Regions from separate parts of the Homo sapiens genome. Here region 2 is linked to region 1. A link is a loop called in an ENCODE intact Hi-C map of the cell type or tissue named here. Cell type or tissue: ovary. All regions are shown on one strand. Links, peaks and the distances in the headings refer to the core of each region. The heading gives the core; the rest is flanking DNA.

Region 1 (7,270 bases), core at 1-5,000:
GATAGGTCATCCCTGAGTGCACCTCAGGTTCTCTCTTTACCTGGGCTTGTATCTTTTTTTTTTTTTTTTTTTTTTTTTTGAGACAGAGTTTTGCTCTTGTCGCCCAGGCTGGAGTGCAGTGGCACAATCTCGGCTCACTGCAACCTTCGCCTCCTGGGTTCAAGCGATTCTCCAGCCTTAGCCTCCCAAGTAGCTGGGACTACAGGTGCCCGCTACCATGCCTGGCTAATTTTTTTTTTTGTATTTTTAGTAGAGACGGGGTTTCACCATGTTGGCCAGGCTGGTCACGAACTCCTGACCTCAGATAATCCACCTGCTTCTGCCTCCCAAAGTGCTGGGATTACAGGCGTGAGCCACCATGCCCGGCTGGGCTTGTATCTTTTAGCTTGTGTTAGTAAAAGGATTCTAGAAAATTATGAAGTCCAGATTCAAAGGGATCTCTGTTAATTACCCACTGACAGGCATTATGACCTAACAGGAGGTTGGTAGCAGTAGATCCAAGCATGCATGTTGCCTGGCCTGTAGATTGGCCTTATCAGGTTTCTGGGTGCCTCTGCCTTAAGATCCTGAAGGCAAATTTTGTTTCAACAGTTTGGAAGTCATCTGTGGGTCCAGCTTGACTTTGGAGGAATAAGAAGATACTTCTAGAGTATGGGAATGATTCCAGATAATTTCTGGGATTTGAATCTACTTGAGTTTAAGGGCCTGGGACCTAATTTGGTTTAGTATAGAATTTGAAGAATTAATTTATAGGCAGCTGAATACCCAAAACTTGGGTGGTGGTCCTGTGGTTTGGCTGAGCTGTCCGGGCATAACCTGGTTCTCTGTTATGTTAAGGCTTTCTGGGAAGCCAGCCACTCTGCGCAGGAGTGAAACATGAAGTTGTTTTCTGAGGACCTGTTTTGGTGGGATTGTTTGGGCAGAGGACTGTGTTTATGCAGGGCAAATCCCAGAAAGATAAGAGGAAGCTAGAGAAACTTAATGTACCTGAATTCTTCATGGTGTATTTGCAAACTAACTTAACATAGATTCTTTTGACTATGGTAAGTTTGAATCTCTCCTTGCCAAACAACATTATAAGTTTAGTTTTCTTCTTCCTCTTGCAGCCGGTACAGAAAGGTGTAAGTGGTGGCTGAAAATTGAGGAAGCTTCATCTGACCAATGTGGGTGCTGGTTTCTTGTGAAATGTGTCCCTAAGCCTCCTTCTCCTTGCAGGCAGCCACCCACCCAGGTGTCTAAGATAGGACATGCTCCTTTCTTTCTCTAATCCCATCCTGAGGTTGCCGGCAAAGCCAATATGACCACTACTGAGAAATAGTAATGACTTCTACAAATGCAAGGGTCTTACCCTCCTCTTTCCCTTAAACACCCTCCCTTTTCCTTAGACCCCGTTTTTGCCATCCCCCAAATGTGTGGTATGGTGAAACTAATCCCCTGAATGTGAATTGCTATCCTTATTGCCCTATTAAAGAAGAGCCAGCTGGTATATTGTCAGGAAGCACTATTTAAAATGTGAACTGTTATAGAGTAAATAAATAAATACTCTACAGGAATACACTTGTGTGCCATTCTCATTCGTCTTAGTCATCAAGGATGGTTTGTTTCCCCATATGGAAAAGAGAACGGGCAAGTAGATGGGTGGCATTCTTTTTTTTTTTTTTTTAAGTTCTAGGGTACATGTGCACAACGTGCAGATTTGTTACATATGTATACATGTGCCATGTTGGTGTGCTGCACCCATTAACTCGTCATTTACGTTAGTATATCTCCTAATGCTATCCCTCCCCCCTCCCCCCACCCCATGACAGGCCCGGTGTGTGATGTTCCCCACCCTGTGTCCAAGTGTTTTTATTGTTCAATTCCCACCTGTGAGTGAGAATATGCAGTGTTTGGTTTTCTATCCTTGCGATAGTTTGCTCAGAATGATGGTTTCCAGCTTCATCCATGTCCCTACAAAGGGCATAAACTCATCCTTCTTTATGGCTGCATAGTATTCCATGGTGTATATGTGCCACATTTTCTTAATCCAGTCTATCACTGATGGACATTTGGGTTGGTTCCAAGTCTTTGCTATTATAAATAGTGCCGTAATAAACATATGTGTGCATGTGTCTTTATAGCAGCATGATTTGTAATCCTTTGGGTATCTACCCAGTAATGGGATGGCTGGGTCAAATGGTATTTCTAGGTCTAGATTCTTGAGGAATCAGATGGGTGGCATTCTTTATGAAGGAAATAATAGGGTACATTTCTCAGAAGGGATGAAAAGGTGGGATCCAGAGAGGAGCCTATGCCCCCTTGTTCACTGGGAAGTCCCTGGTGTGACTGTCCAGAAGGGAACCACAGTCCAATCTGAATAGCCTTGGTGGGCTATTTCTAGAAGTGACCCTGACCCTGTGTGCTGTTGGCGCCTTCTCATGTTAAACCACTCTCCTAAGGGCTCCTGGGACAATATTTAATAACACTTTTACTGGGTACCTACTGTGTGGATGCAGGACACTGTCCCAGGCAGTGTGGAGGACTTCTGTGCTATATGACAAAGCACTCAGGGGCGCTTCTGTCTTCCCATCTGTGACTTCCAGAACAATTCGCGCGTACCATGGAAAGTTGAGCCACAGTCACACTACCGTTAATTTGCTCACCTCCATTTCTCCAATTTCCAGACCAATAACTAGATGTATCAGATCCTTAAGGTCGGGAAGTGTATTTTACTCTTCTTTTTATCTCCATGGTTTAGCCCAGAACCTGGCACAGAAACTATCAGTAAAGAAGGGAATTCTGGATGTGTGAGATGTGGGGTGGGTGAAACAAGATGGAGCTGTAGAGGAAAAGAGAGCAGTGGCACCCAGGAATCCCTTAGGACTTAAAGATAACCCTTATTCATAGCCTTATTCGTAGCCTCTAAAAACCATGCTCAAGAGACGGATGTTGGCTTAAGCACATGTTGATAATCAGCAGACGTGTAAGGTAGGGCTCAAGCCTACTCCCCAAACCCGCTTAACTCCTAACACTGCTCTTCCTCTACAGATGACCTAACTGCTTCTTTCAGCTCCTGGCTGGCCCCTCTTTGAAATCCCTTGTTCCGCAGCTCGGAGTAGAAGTCGACTCCCTCAGAGACAGAGTGGATGGGCTGATTATGATACTGGTGGTAGCTGGTCAAAGGACCCACGGTGGGGGCTGCACTTGACAGCCGCCGAGGGAAACACTGATGGTGATGTGGTAGGCAGTTCGGGTTTTCCTTGAAGCTCTTACTATGCTTGCACTTGAACTCCAGCACCATCCTGGTGTACGTGTTGAAGGTGGTGACAGCCGACGCCATGCAGCAGGTGAAGGAGAGCCAGGCCATGCTAGGGACAAATGCACAAAAAGATTGGACAGTAAGAATAGGACTTTCTTGAGAGAAAAATGCCATGACCTCTTCCTACTAGTGGACTAGCTTATTGCCTTGTAGGGATTTAGGGACTTTCCACCATGTTTCAGGTAAAGAACTGTGGGAAGAGAACTTACTGGTTTCTAAAAAGAGAATGACTCATGTAGTCCTAGTATCAGACAAGGAGCTTAATGGATTTGTTTTCACTGAATTGATGAGTTGTCGGTGCCATGCCCTTTTCTATCTGGTGTGCCTATTGTGTGTGTATGTCTGTGCATATTTGGACTCCTGTTTCCCAAGCTGCATTGACCCTTGTAAAATCTCCAAGATTCCCCAGGCCTGAAGCTGAGCTGTATGCAGTGGACATAACCTACTGCATACCCTCCCTCTCCCACCCCAACACACACACACATGCCCTGCCAAAGATGTCCCCCCACTCAGATGCTGGGAGGAATCATCCCTCTTCCATCTTCCTTTGTTTTGAACTTAGCAGTCTTAGGGTCCAAAAAGGTGAGCCTCTGAAAGTCATTCAGGAAAACATTTACTACAAATCAGGAGGTATTATAGGTTGTACTAGTGGAATTTGCTTCATATGGAAACAGTGTGGTTTTGGCTTAAGGGAGTTTGTAATGGGTGGGAGAGGAGCTGGAGATTAAGAGAATGTGGATGGATTCAAGAAAGGAAAAGAAGACATTAGGCAACCATATTAAACACATTCCTGAAAACTTGGAAAGTCAAATCCCTAAATCTCCCTGTGGTTCTGGGAAGCTCAGGAAACAGGAAGTTTTGTGAGGTTAGGGAGGGATTTCATGAGGCCAAGTGATGGTTAAAGCCAGGTCACATGCGGGCACTGTGTGTTCATATCTGCTGCCTCTGACAAATGCAGTAGGTTCAGTCTGGGATGCTTCTGGGAGTTGACTAATGGGCGTTGCCTAGCCTGAGCTCCACAGCCGTTAATGCCAAGAATGGCCTGAAGACAGACAAAAGGTGAGAAGTGCTGGATCTGGGAGCTGCATTGAGCTGATGCCCTGGCTGGTGTAGTAGACTCAGACTCCCAAATTATTAGCGCAGATTGTACCACAGGAAAGGGGATAGGGCCTCACAACAGACTTGCAGGCTTCCTTCCCCGAATGGAAACTTGAGCCCATCACTGTGTCTTTTCAGTGCTCTCAAAGTACTTAGCACTTAGACAGTAAATATCAGTACAAGTTGGCAACTTGCTGTGAATAAAGAGTGCTCCTTAAGGGAGAAAGTAAGAGCTCTCAAAGATAATATTTAACTTGAATGTGTTGCTTTGTGATGGTTGCTGTCGCTCTCTTTTTAAGAGAACTCTAAAATGACTGACCCCTTAGTTCTTTAAGGGTTAGAGAATGACCCTAGGGTAGTGAAGTTTTATTTCCAACACGGTTCAGTAGAATAAAAATGGATATAGAAGGAAGTGAAGAGGAGAGGAGTAAGCCATTTACAGAGAATGCAATTCAATCCAAATTTCAAAGCGATTTCTCTATTTCTCTGTTCTCTAATACCTTGAATCATAAAAAAAAGAAAAAAAAAGAGCACATTTCTATAAGGCCTACAGAATCAGTCTTGTTTCCCCAGGGTGACAAATATACCAGGTAAAGAGGCAACTGCCACAGCTGATGAGCAGGAAAACTGGACAAAATAACATCCTCCCAAGACACACTCGAGGAATCCTTCCTGTACCCCCTCAGAAGGCAGGGAAGAATGGATGTGCCCTGATGATGCAGCCCTGTGTGGTTGACAGGCTCTTGGGATGAGGGATGAAGAGAAGGCAGGGCTTCACCGAATAAGCATCTAGCTGAGGGCAGAAAATCTCGTGAAGGTTGGCTGGGGCTACAAAGGTTCAGGAGATGACAGCACTTACTAGAAGGCCCAGCCATAATTCCAAACATGTGGTCTCCAGTCTTCTGGACCCAAGTTGACAGTCGCTTGGAAGACTTGTGAATACATCATGTGGGCCACCATCCCCAGGAGACCTACCAAGGAAACAGGAAGGCAGAGCCCTTAGAGAAAGGCTTTCATGCCATCTGCCAGGAGTACGATTTTGGATCACCCTTCTTGCAGTCAGGCGCAGCCTCTGTTGGAGTAGCCCATTACCCTATGCCACCACATTTCCCGAAGACTAATTCACAATGGGGGCTTCTCCTTAAATACACATCTTTGCAATAGGTGACCCCAGACTGTAGGCTGAGAGCTATGGAAAAAGTCTGAGTCAAGGCTGCACCCAAGGCCACTGCACACCACCCCTACTCCTTCCCACCCACACCCCAATGTTGGCTTAATTCTTCATCTTATATGTGCATCTTTCACTTTATCCAATGGAGACTGGTCTTGAAAAGCTGTGTGTATGTCACAACTGAAAAGTAACCCAAACAATAGATTTTACATATTGAGAAAGCTTGCAAATAAAGGAACCTAGAGGTAAATCATTTTGTAAAGTACACGGTGATCCAATATACAATTTTGTATGTTACTTCAATTTAAAATTAAAGATGCCTACCTCCATTCTTTAAAGAGCCTTTGGGCTCCTCCCCTTCAGGGCAAAGACTCAAGCCCTCCAGCTAGGGCTTCAAAAGTGGCCAGGGCCAACCACCCTCTCTCACTCCAGGAGCAACTCACCTGACAGGACAGAGGAAACAGCAGCAAAGGCGCTCAGTTTGAGCCCACAGGCAGGGTTCCCAGTGAGTAGCAAGTCTGTTAGTAGCAGGAGGAAGCTGATGAATTGAAGTCCGATGTAGGTGATCTGCGTTCCCAGGGATAACCATAGGATTTCTGCCAGAAACCAGAGGAAGAGGGAGCGCTCACCCTGACAGTTAAAAAACTGAATAAGCGGTGAGCATAGGATGCCTATTAGGAGTTAAGACCCTAGCAGCATCTGAGAAGGGGAGAATGAGGCACAGCTGAAACCAGGGAGGAACATTACTTCATTTCTAGTCCTTTGACGTCACTCACAGCTCCCACTCCATAACCAATATATACCCAAGTAAGCTTGACTGACTGTAAATACTGTTGGGGAGATTTGAGAAGAAATCATCGAATTTTCATAAATCCTGCAGGGAAATAATGTTGCTCTAGTTATCATTTTTTGTCTTTTTCCTCATTTAATTTTGGGGTGGTTCCCTCCCTGCCTCCCTTCTTCACTCTTTTCCTTTCATTTTACCAAATAATAATAATAATAGTGGAGAAAAAGGAGGAAAAAGCTAAGCCTTCCTACATGGTTACTTGGCAACAAGAGTAGGTTAGCACTGTTGGTGGTTTTCTATTTGTGAATCTTATTTATCCCTGCTGTTCTGTTTTTGCATTCCTGCATATGAATGAAAGTCAGCTCAAGGAGGAATTTGTGTCACCCTTTGGGGCTCAGAAGAGAAAAGTGGGAGATCACAGTGCAGTTTAGATCCGGAGAGGCCCAAGTCAATGGTAACTACTGTAAATTCCTTATCAGACACATACTTGCCACAAAGCCCCAAGGGAGGGGAGGGGAGGGAAGCCTTCTCCATCAACCGCTTCCCTCCAAATCGGAGAGTGGGGTGACATGGGCCTTGCAACGTGGCAAATTCCAGTAGTCCTTTCTCACCTCTCTTGGCTGGTGGTGTAAGTTCAATGAAACTTCGGCACCTCTCCCCTGAAACATACAAGGTACAACGTCATGGAGCTACTCCCTGGGATGGTTGGAATGAAAACCTTCCCCACCCCATAACTGGTACTGCTCCCTCTGCTCTGACAGCACCTGCCCCGCATAGAGCAGGAAAGCAGGAAAGAATGCCTGGGTGAATGAATGGCACAGCCAAGAGTCAGCCCAGGTGAATTTCTCTCTTCAGTCTCTGATAATGCAGAAGATGTTTCCATGAGAGCACCTACATAGCTTAGTGTTCCCATTTC
Region 2 (11,356 bases), core at 2,876-7,875, 1.6 Mb before region 1:
TGAGTGAACCATGGCTCAACAGTTTAGTCAATGTGAAGCCAAATTCCAATGCCTCATTTATGATTGCACTTGTATAGAACCCAATAATTTTTTGATGTAAAACTATTGCTTCACCTTATCTACAGACCCCCACCACAGTCCACTTTGTGCCATGTTCTGTAGCTTGTACCTAGAATTAAGGTTTGGATATTTTTGCTGCTGGCTGCCTTTGGTAATTAATTTTATTTCGTCTAGTTTTCTTAAGAGGCAAGGTTACAGGAATTGCCATGTAAATGAATATGCAAGTTAGTAACTTAAGCTTATAGCCAATGCACTATATTTTTAATAGGATAGTAGCTGGATTGATCTGTTTTGCATACAGGTGGTTTTATACAAAGCATATTAGGCATGGGGGAAGGAGCAAAAAAGGAGGGAGAAAGACAGAGACTCTGTCCTGTCCCCTCCATCCAATGAACCAAACTTTAAACACTTAGTTTACGGCAGACTTCCTTTATGATGCATTTTCTTATCCCTCCCTTATCTGTTTTTGAGTTTAGTGTTAACTGTTTTTTTTTAATACCCCACCATATGTTGTTCAAATGTCTATCTATACAACTGTCACACTTCAGGACAGTTGGTCCACATTTCTACTCCTGCCTGCTAGACTGAAGACTCCTTAGGGAAAAGACTGCACCTCCTCTATCTTTCTAGTCCCCTTACCTAATACAGTGCCTACCACGAAGCAGGTAGGTTTGTAAGATGAAGGAATCCATGGATAGTTTGTAATTCTTGGGAGATGACAATGCCTAGTGGGAGTGGCCAGAAGGATTCTTTAAGGATGAAAAAGAATGAAGAGTAATAAGGGGAGGCTGAATGTTGGATGTTCTGGGAGTCACTCCTTCTCCTCTGTGGTTTCTGACCATTGAGAGATCAAATGGGGATGACAGCAGAGATGGCTAAGTTGTCCCCACTATCTATTCTCTCCTTCTTCCAAGGTGATGGAGTCCTCAAATTTTGCCTAAATACATGACTACCCACAAATGAGACTTCAATTCCCAGCATCTCTTGCAGGTGGGTGTGGTCATGTGACTGACATCTGGCCAATGGGATGTAGGCATGTGCTCAATGGCAGTTTCTAGGCCATTGCTTCCTTTTCTCTCCTCATCCTCCAACCTCGATTAAAAGGTCAAGGGCTACATCCAAGGAATGGTGGGGCAGAAAGGAGGAAGGAGCCTGGTATCCCAAGGACTTCATAGGGCAGAGCTGATACACAAGCTTCATAATACAAAATCTGGACTATTGCCTGAGAAAGAAATTAATATTTTTTCATCCTTTCTCTCTTTTCTTTTTCTTTCTTTCTTTCTTTTCCTTCTTTCTTTCCCTCTCTCTTTCTTTCTTTCCCTCTCTCTTTCTTTCTTTTCTTCTTTGTCTTCTTTTCCTTTCTTTTCTTTCTTTCTACCAGCTTTTCCTAGCTTTTTATTGTGGTAAAATAGACCTAACCTAAAATTTACCATCAAAACCATTTTTAAGCATACAGCTCAGTGGCATTCGCACATTTACACTGCTGTGCAGCCGTCACCACCAGCCATTTCCAGGACTTTGCCATCATCCCAACCTGAAACTCTACCCATGAAACACAAGCTGCCCAACTCCCACCTTGTTTCCCCATCCCTGGCGGCCACTGCTTCTGCTGCTATGAACTGGACTGTTCTAGGCACCTCACATAAGTGGACTCACACAATATCTGTCCTTTCATGTCTAGCTTCTCTATTTAATTTTTTTTAATAAAACCTTTTAAGAGACAGGGGTCTCATTATTTTGCCCAGGCTGGTCATGAACTCCTGGCCTCTGGTGATCCTCCCACGTCATCATGACTGACTTCTCTATTTAATTTTTTTTTCTTTTTTTTTTTAAGATGGAGCGTTGCTCTGTCACCCAGGCTGGAGTGCAGTGGTGCAATCTCGGCTCTCTGCAACCTCCACCTCCCAGCTTTCAAGCAATTCTGCCTCAGCCTCCCGAGTAGCTGGGAATACATGTGCATGCTACCACGCCCAGCTAATTTTTTGTATTTTTAGTAGAGACAGGGTTTCACCATATTAGCCAGGATGGTCTTGATCTCTCGACCTTGTGATCCGCCCACCTCGACCTCCCAAAGTGCTGGGATTACAGGCGTGAGTCACTGTGCCTGGCCTCTATTTATTTTTTAAAGGTGGGTGGGAACTAAGTGGACCATAGAGGAGCTTCCCGCACAGGTAAAGACAAGGTCGGGTGTACTGAGAGACGCAGGAAAGTGGGTCAGGGTGTAGGGCTGGAGGGCAGCTATGGCCTCTGGGCCTGGACTATGGCCTCTGCCCCGGGGCACACACAGAGCAAGGGCTGCCCAGAGGAGCCAAGACTGGCTGTCAGCCTGGCCCTGAGCCCAGGGGGAAGGCAGTGAGGGACAGAGGACAGAGTACACAGGTCCTGTCTTTGGCCATAAGCAACCCGAAATGAGGCTTAGTCTCCTTCCTGGAAGCCCACTCTGTGCCTCACATGGTGGGCCCCAGCGTGAAGTATGTGACTGCGTGACTCCAGTTCCTATGTTGACCAGGATGTTCTTGAACTCCTGGGGCCAAGAAATCCTCCCACCTCAGCCTTCCAAAGTTCTGGGATTATAGGTGTAAGCCACTGCTCCCCACCTGGAATGCTGTCTTTGTACCAGCTCCCTGGGCCTGGTAGAGAGGCACACATTCTGCTAAGAGACTTTTCCTGACTTCCCTAACCCTAGAAGGGATTTGTCCCTCCTTATTTTACTCATGGCTGGATTAGAGTTCCATTGTTTTTGAGGCTATTTTCCTGGCCAGTGCAGGGTCTCATTCATTTCTGTAGTGATCATGGTCTGCACTGAAGACAGGATCAGTAGATGTTTGCAGACAGAATGAATAAACCACTAATCAGTCTCTTAATGCTTGAATGGACTTGCTACTTCCTTGTTTCGATTTGTGTCTGTACAATCCCCTCACATGGATAGTACAGTAAACACACACGGACTCCCTCAGATGTGGTAACTAACACGGAATTCATCTTAAGATATGCAAAGAAAGTATCTTACATCTTTATCCGCCTCCTGATCTTACAGATGGGAGAACTGAGGCAGAAGACTAAGTTAAGATGGCCAGCAAATTTGCACTGGTATAAATACAAACAAAGGGAGGGGAGGAACATTCTTGAAAGGGGTGTGGTGGTCTCAGATGGTTGGGTTCCTCGGATGGTGGAGGATCAGTTGGCCGTGCCTTGGTTATCTGACAGGAGGGAAGAGAAGTGGGAGGTGAGGAGTAGTTCCTGGGTCCTCATGAGTATTTGAGGCAGGTTCAGGTCTGAGAAGCCAAGGATATCCTTCCTGGAAGCCTGAGTTAGGAGGAGGAACTCACTGCTGGAGAAAAAGTTGAAGAGGAAGGAAGACAGACATCTCAGATCATGGGAAGTGCTGGCCTGAGGAGGCGAGGACAGAACCATCAGGGTAGAAGTAGGGGCTGAGGAAGCCGGCAGGGGGAGCAGAGGAGTAGGTACCAGCATGGTGAAGAGGTGCAGTGCATTGTGTATGATACACACATTATTATTATTGGGAATAACCGTGTATCAGAGTGCAGTTCTCAGCCTGAAGAATGGGAAATGGAAAGGATCAGAGATTCAGAGAAGGCACATGGCCCTTTAAGACCAAATGAAGCCTCCTAGGCATTTCCTGCCACACTCACCCAGGCCCACCCACACCTCTGTTGCAATGGAGGGCCTCACTACAGTGCCCAGTAGAGCTGGCCTAGGGCACAATGCCAGGCCTGATGAATGTCTTTCTGGCCATGTTCAAGCAACAGGCTGTGATTAGGCCTAATTATAGGGGCCTGGTCTCTTAATATTCTGCGTGGCATGTCTCTTGCCAATCAAATCAGTGCCATGTGCAGTGTGATTCCTGCTTTAGTGGCATTGGGGGAGGAGTTAATTCAACCCAGTATAAATAGATTGTGCTCTCACCTTGCAATTTGAGGATTATTTTTCCCACCTGTCATGCACCTCCTTCCTTCTGGCTCCCTAAGCTCTAGTCTGGGTGAGCAGGGCCTGGACACTGCTATACCTAGAGTCACTAGCCACTGCCCAGTCTGTGTAAGAAGCAGGCCTCGAATTCCTCAGGGTTAGAGTGGGAAGAACCCATGTGTGCACATTTGCTTTTCCAACCTGGGCACCATTTGGCAGCTGATTCGGGCAATTCTCTCACCACCACCACACTGCCCATGTATCCCTGTTTCCAGCCTCTGTTTTCCTCTGCAGCCAGGGCTCCTTTCTTGTATACCCAAGGTGGGGAGCTGAACTGAGATCATGTATGGACAGGGTTCTTGGCAGGTACCAAGCACCTTATAAGGGGTGAGGAAATGTTGCTCCTTCTCCAAGTTCCTCCATTTTCCCTACCAATTACCCAGCCCCTGGTCCTGCCCATTCCCTCCCTCATTCACTCAGCAGCTATCAGCAGAATCCCATCTCCTATGAGCTCCTGGCCTCCCACCAAATGCTCTGTCTCCCATCCCCACCTTTATAGACTGAAGCTGTGCACACGATTAGGATAAGGGCTGTGGTGTCTCAACACCACGCTACCTGAGGTAAGTGGGTGCCGGTGGGCGTGGGTGGCTCTGATGCTCTGGCTCCCACCCACAGGCACCATGACTCCTGCGAGGACCCAGCATCCCCTGGCAGATCAGACCTATGCCTTGTCCCACATCCCACCAGACCTGCAGTGAGAGGAGGCCGTCCGGCAGGTGGCAGATGCCCGGCAGTGCCTGCAGAAGGTCCCTGGAGACATCTTCAGCAGGTGGGTGCTGCCACCCATCCCCCACCTGATCAGAGGGCCGCCCCCTGTCCTTCTGCGGTCACCTGCGTTTATCCTGCTTCCCTCCCACGCCCGAACCTCTTGCTCGCCTCCTCCCTCTTCTCAATGCCCTGCGAGTAGCAAAGCCTCCTCTGGACGCCAAGAGACAGGAAGGGCTGCCCTGGGCCATGACCCTGCCCCGCGGTGGGTGTGTGAAAGTCAGGGTGGCAGTGACGCGGCGCCTGCGGCGAGAGGAAGACTAGGCCAGGGGGAGAAGGAAGAAAGCCGACCGCTGGGCTGCTGGGATCCCGCGCCCTCGCGCTCCCCACCGCCGCCCAGGCGCAGGAAGGGCTCAAGAGGCTGGCGGGCGGCTTGGAGAGACTTCTGGAGAATCCGGTGCGCCGGGCTCTACCTCAAGGAGCTCAGGGCCATCGTGCTGAACCAACAGAGGCTCGTCCGCACCCAGCGCCAGAGCATCGACGAGCTGGAGCGGCGGCTGAACGAGCTGAGCGCCTAGAATCGCAGCCTGTGGGAGCATCCGCAGCTGCCGCAAGCGCAGCCTCCGCCCGGATTCCTTACCTCGTAGCCGTCCCCGCTGCCGGCCCTCCTAGGCACCGCTGCCGCCGCCACCGCCGGGGCCCAGGAACATCTTCAGGACCACGGACAGCGCTCATCCGCCCGGCCACTGCCCGCGCCCGAGCTGGCATCGTTTCAGAACCACGAACAGCTCCTGGCGCAACCCGAGCCAGACCCTGGAGGCAGGGCTCACACAACCCAGTCGCCCCATCAGCACCCGGGAACACTTGGGGTCAAGGCCAACAAGGAGAAGAAAGGTCCCCCGGGTTGCTGCGCTGCCCCCGGAACCCCCCTTCAGCAAGAATCTCCCGCGCCCTCGGCAAGGGAGTCCTGAGCAGGAGACCTGAGTGAGCGGGGAAGAGCAGATGAGCACTGCTGTGGTGGAAGCAAGGGAAGCAAGCGGGTGTGAGGGGGAGATGCAGAAATTGGGTGCGTGGGAGTCTAAAGGACCTGGGTGATGTGGCGCGAAGGGGTGAGAAGATGCTTGGGGGCAGAAGCCTGACAGGGAGATTTCGGGGAAAAGAGGGGAAAATATTAGTGTTTGAGAAGGTTTTGGGGAATGTTGGCGCAAAAAGGAGTAACCAGATCATCAGTAGGGGCAAAAGACGAAAGAAAGAGGATATTTAAGCGATTGGGGATATTGGGAACTGGCAGCATTTAAAGGGACTAGACTAGAAGGAAGTTGGAGTGAAGATCAAACTGAAGAAAATAGAACCATTGAAATATTTTTTTAAGTTAGAAAAAAAATGGAAGGGAGTTTCAGTAGTAGAAGTATTTGAATGGAGAGTGAGATACGAAAAAGTCAGAGACATGGAGGCATGCGAAGAGCTTTACAAGGGCTGGGGCCAAGGAAGAGTAGGACTGGGGTAGAGGGGAATTCAGAAGGTGGAGAACAACGCTGAAAAGCAGGAGTGATGTGGGAAACCAGGGGAGCTGGAGGCAGAGGAAGAGAAAATGTGGCTCTTTACCTGGTGCGGCGGGAGTCACAGCCAAGAGGGGCTCATTTGGGGAAGTTTTCTCTACTCTGACCCAAGTGAGCACCTTTCTTCTGAGCACCCCCCAAAGTGGGGTGCTCACTTCAAAGTGAGCCGAAGGGGTGGAAGTGTTGCAAGGAAACACCCATCAAACCAATGAAGAACTCACATATACCTTGAGGACTCCGTCTGGTAATAGCGTTTTCCTCCGACTCAAGGAGGATTTTCATGCAATAGCGTTGGCCATCGTGGAAAGGGAACAATGACATGGGGGATGGTTGGCAGATGGAGTTGATATTCGGTTGTCATGCCTGTTTTAATCTTCTTGTTAGGGCCAGCAACTGCAAACCTTATTTCCTTTTGGCTATTTGCTGATCACTAAAATCTCATCGTGGGTCATGAGAGAAATGCTATCCTCCCAGGACCTAGGACCTCAAGCTCTTTCTTCACTCAGGAGGTCCATAAACTAGGAATATGGGAAGAAACCTTAAACGGGCTGGAATATTCTCTTCTCTGTACTGAAAAGTCTGTGCCCATGTCAGCTTTCCTTCTCTGATTAGACAGGTGATGGGAAACTGCATGGAAGACCAGTGAGAGGGAAATTGTATCTGGTCAGCACCTGGCCTTGACAATGGTGATGCTCAAGGGGATGGAGAGAGGTAAAGTAGAGCTGAGGATCTCATCTTCATTCAGTCTCATGTGTGCTTCAAATCTTGGGGATAACTGTGAAGATTTGCTGTATTCCTTAAAACTCATTTTTTTTCTCTCGTCTGTTGTGGACTTAGAGAAGCTAAGTTAGGGCATGTTAGCTCACAGTGTAAGCTGACCAGAACCATAGAATCTAAGAGGAAACATCGAAGATGATCTGGCTTGGCAGACCTACAACATTTCATTCAAGTCCCAAAAACATGCAGTTTTCTATCCCATTTCCTTCAAAGACCCATTTGCACTTCCCTCAGTTTCACCTGTTTTTTTTTCTGTTTTTTTCTTTTTTTTTTTTGGTTGTTTTGTTTCATTTCTTTGTCTAGCATAAAAAGCAGAAAATCAGTTTTCCCTCATTCCTCAAGGCTCAGCAAAAAGGGACATTCTTCCACGATACTAAGTGGTCTTTTCTCCTAAGGAGAGAGAACTTTTCCTTCTTTGGGGTAAATGCCAAAGAGTATAATTGCTCGGTCACATGAGAAGTGCACGTTTGGTTTTTGAAGAAACTGCCAAAATACTTTGCAGAGTCACTATACCGTGTTCTAGTCATGCCCACGATGTATGAAAGATCCAGTTTCTTTGCATCCTTGCTAACATTTTGTGTCATTTTTTATCTTATCCATTCTAACAGGCATAGTGGTAGCCCATTGTGGTTTTAATTTGCATTTCTTAATGGCTAATGTTGCTGACCATATTTATATGTGCATATTTGCTGATCACATTTTCTTTGGTGAAATGTCTCTTCGTGTCTTTTGACCATTTTCTCATGGGATAGTGTTTTAAAATGTATTGAGTTTTGAGAGTTTTTCATAGATTCTATATATAAGTCCTTTGTTATATGGTTTGAAGATGTTTTCACTCAGTCTGTAGCATTTCTTTTTGTCCCTGTAATAGGATCCTTCACAGAGCAAGAGCCCTAAATTATTTTGAAGTTCACCTTACCAGTTTTTCCTTCTATGAATTGTTTTTGTGTCATGTCTCAGAACTAGGTGTTGAAATTTCTCCTGTTTTCTTCTAAAAGTTTAATAGCTTTCCATGTTAAATTTAAATCTGTGATCCATTGAAATTAATTTTGATATAAGATAGGAATTTTAGGTTGAGGTTCAAATTTTGCACATGAAAATGCCATTGTTCCCATAGCATTTGGTGAAGGATTCTCGTTTCTCTATTGAGTTGCCTTTGCAGCTTTGTTGGAAATCACTTGGCCATGTTTGTGTAGATCCACTTCTGGACTTTGTGTTCTGTTCCACTGGTCTGTATATCCAGCCCTTCCCCAAAACACACACTGTCGTGACTCCTCTAACATCAGAGTAGGACTTCAAACTGTGTAGCACAATTCCTCCTACTGAATTCATCTTTTTATCTTTACCTTTTCATATAAATTTAGGAATCAGTTTGTCTATACAGACAAAATATCCTGTGCTGAGATTTTGGTGGATTTGCTTTAAAGGAATACATCAATTTTGGAAGAATTAAAATTTTTAGTGTGTTGAGTTTTCCCATCCATGAATATATCTCTTCATTTGTTTGGGCTTTCTTTGATTTTGTTTATAGCATTTTTGGTTTTCAGAATACAGATTCTTATATACCTAAGAATTTCATTTTTCAGAGGTATTATAAATGGAATTTTTGCAAAATTTTAAATGTCCAGTTATTACTAGCATATAAATATTGAATTTAGTTTTATATGTTGACCTTGTATTATTTCTGGGTTTTCTTCCCCCCAAGGAAGTCACTTTTCTACACAAGGAAGTCACTCTGGCTCTCTCTCCATGTTTGTCTACACAGTGCCTGCCCTTCCAGGAGTAGGAAAGTCCCTCATCTAGAGCTCAACCTTGGGCCTTAAGAGTGTGTGGTGGGGGGTGTTCAAGCATCCCGCCAACAATGTGGAGATGTGGCAGAAACCCATTTACCTGTTACATTGGTATTTGGCTCCACAAAGAAATGTTTCATTGCTTTGTCATAAAAATAAATTAATGAATTAAGTTAAAACAAAAAGTGGCTCCACAAAGAAGCCGTGTAAGCATCTGCCCATTGGACTTCCTTCAATGCACCATCCCTCTCACCAGGCTGTGGGGAGGACAGGGAGCTGGGGCTGGGAAGGGCAGCAGGAAGAGGAAGGTGTGCTTAGGGACAGGCAAAGGTGCCCCATCCCTGACAATTGTAGGACACTTCTTTCCCCATATATTTCCCTACAACTTCCTAAAATTGTAGCTGCTGGAGAACCTGGACTCTGGTGACTGAGGGCTGCCCTGTGAGTGAGGTTAGGGCTTTCCCATCTGCCTTCACACAGGAGCCTGTGTCACATGGCACCTGGGCAGCACAAGGAGAGGAACATCAATAGAGGGGGAACAGGGTGGCACACACCCTCACACCTCACCAGGTAGGCTGATATGGCTGGAAAAACACCAACAGATGAAAAGCACCCTTTTCTCATCTTCCCAAAGTAAATCCTTGAGACATCAGCTGCTCCACACGCTGGTCACTGTGGGTGGGGAGCTGAACACCTCCTTCCATGAAATGGGAAAAGACACAGAGGGAGTCAAAATACGCCCCTTGTTTGCCTGCCTTCACCCTCCCCAGTCCTCTCTGTGCTGGTATTTGCCCCAGAGCCAGGTCTTCTTTAAAAACCAAAATTACTCCAGCCTCTGTCAGCAAGTGTTTGACTCCCCTGGGGTTTTAAAGAGGTCTTCTCAGGCCCCTGATTTCTGTTCCCTGACACCTGCCTCATCAGCAAGCGCACATAAGTAGCTGCCTACAAGCATCCTATAATCACTCAGTAGATGAACAGCAGGGCTAATAGGGACCCCAGTGGGCATCCAAGCCTTGATTCAATGAGACATAGATTTGACAGATTCCCATCATGTACAGATGCACCTAATGGAATGAAACTTCATGCCCTTTATTTACCTTAGGTGCGTGTATTGCACCCTGGTGAGTCCTACTCTACTTTAGTCTGTTCTATTTTATTAAAAAATCAATTCACAATCCCTACTGGTTCAGCCTGCCATCCAAGAAGCACTGTTGCATTCCAACCCCATTTTCCAGACAAGACCATGGACTCACTGATCCATGGTTCCACCCCACACCTCTGAGGATGACTTCACACCTGTTCCTGGCACAGTACAGAGACTTGAAGTACTTATAGATGTGCACGAATGCTGGTTGTGCAAAGACCACATGTGTATATGCCTGCAAGCCTTATTCTCATTCTCAGCCAGGTAAGGCCTCTTTATATTTTTTTCTTTTGCATATCACCCTCACTCTTGCAGAGCACACTTCTGTTTGTTTGATCTTGTGCATGGTACCCATTAAGGTCACCCTGCTCTCAACCTTCTCTGAAGCCTATACCCCTCAGTGTTGTACCACTCTGAGGGAGATTAGTGAGAAACTGTCTGTATTATCTTTCTCTTCTGAGACCCTCCTAGTTTCCTAGTTTGTGGAATCTCCCTGAGGATTGAGACCAGGTTCTTCATGACATAGCAGAGTGCCTGAGTGTACCAAGAACTCTAGAAGGACTAAAATATGTTAAAATACAGGTTTTTTCTGATTTCTAAGGTAGGTGGTGGTCATGTATTAATTTGTATTCTCTAAGAATCAATGTAGAGAATAGTATCTCATAAGGAACATCAGATTATTTATCTATTTATCTTGGTTTTACAGTGGCTATGTTTCACCGAGTCAGAAAAGTAGTTCTGTCACCCCCGCTGCCCCATTTTCTGGCAGGGACACAAAGGCACAGGATGGTTGAGTGATCTGTCAAGAGTCACTGGTTGGGACTATTTCCATGTTTTTCCTTACTCACTAGATTCTTCTTTCTATGCCAGAGGAAAAGGAGGCATCTCTGCTAATCCTCCCCCCACTTCCCAAGAAGAAAGCACCAGGTCCCCTGAAAGCCACATGCTGTGCTGGCCTGGCTGCTGCTCCCCGACACTCCCCGGGGAGAGGGGCCTGGTGCCCCCTCCCACCACCTCCAGCCACACCTCTCCTGTCTTCAAAAGCCGATGAGGCTAGTCCTTCCTCACTCTAAAGTCCTTTCAGAAAACCTTCTGAAACAGTGTGTCTCCAACTGCTATGAATGCCACCCACAGTCATAAAGATGTTTCACACAGAGATCACCTAGATATATACAGATATTGGCAATTCAGCCAGTGTTGCACAACACAGTATTTAACTTTGTGAAATTTGATGCACTCTGATGGTTTCTATTTTGATATGCTATGCTATGCTATGCTATTCTTTTAAGGGCCCATTATAACTGACCAAGTGGATGTCATAACTTTTAATGAAT

Evidence for each region. Peaks named below come from ENCODE experiments on the same cell type or tissue, not always from the same donor. Only the 100,000 strongest peaks of a DNase experiment are listed, where the experiment ranks them.
Region 2: a loop joins it to region 1, with 5 times the contacts of the local background. A loop is called at or near these places in 1 of 110 quality-filtered maps.

The regions. Positions count from the first base shown.
Region 1 is chr12:13,081,897-13,089,166 of GRCh38, forward strand. FAM234B (family with sequence similarity 234 member B) reads left to right here. Exons shown (of 13, transcript NM_020853.2): 13 at 1-1,553. GSG1 (germ cell associated 1) reads right to left here. Exons shown (of 7, transcript NM_001080555.4): 4 at 6,966-7,013; 5 at 6,011-6,163; 6 at 5,256-5,367; 7 at 1,636-3,347. The coding sequence ends at 3,005. Among named protein-coding and RNA genes, the nearest start is that of GSG1, 18 kb to the right of the region's middle. RefSeq lists enhancers at 2,708-3,907, 4,897-5,719, 5,720-6,541, 6,542-7,270. In ovary, for the core only: no CTCF peak of the experiment used is centred there; no DNase peak of the experiment used is centred there.
Region 2 is chr12:11,495,286-11,506,641 of GRCh38, forward strand. It overlaps the pseudogene IQSEC3P2. Among named protein-coding and RNA genes, the nearest start is that of LINC01252, 47 kb to the right of the region's middle. RefSeq lists an enhancer at 4,424-5,314. In ovary, for the core only: no CTCF peak of the experiment used is centred there; DNase peaks (open chromatin) are centred at 5,167 and 5,496.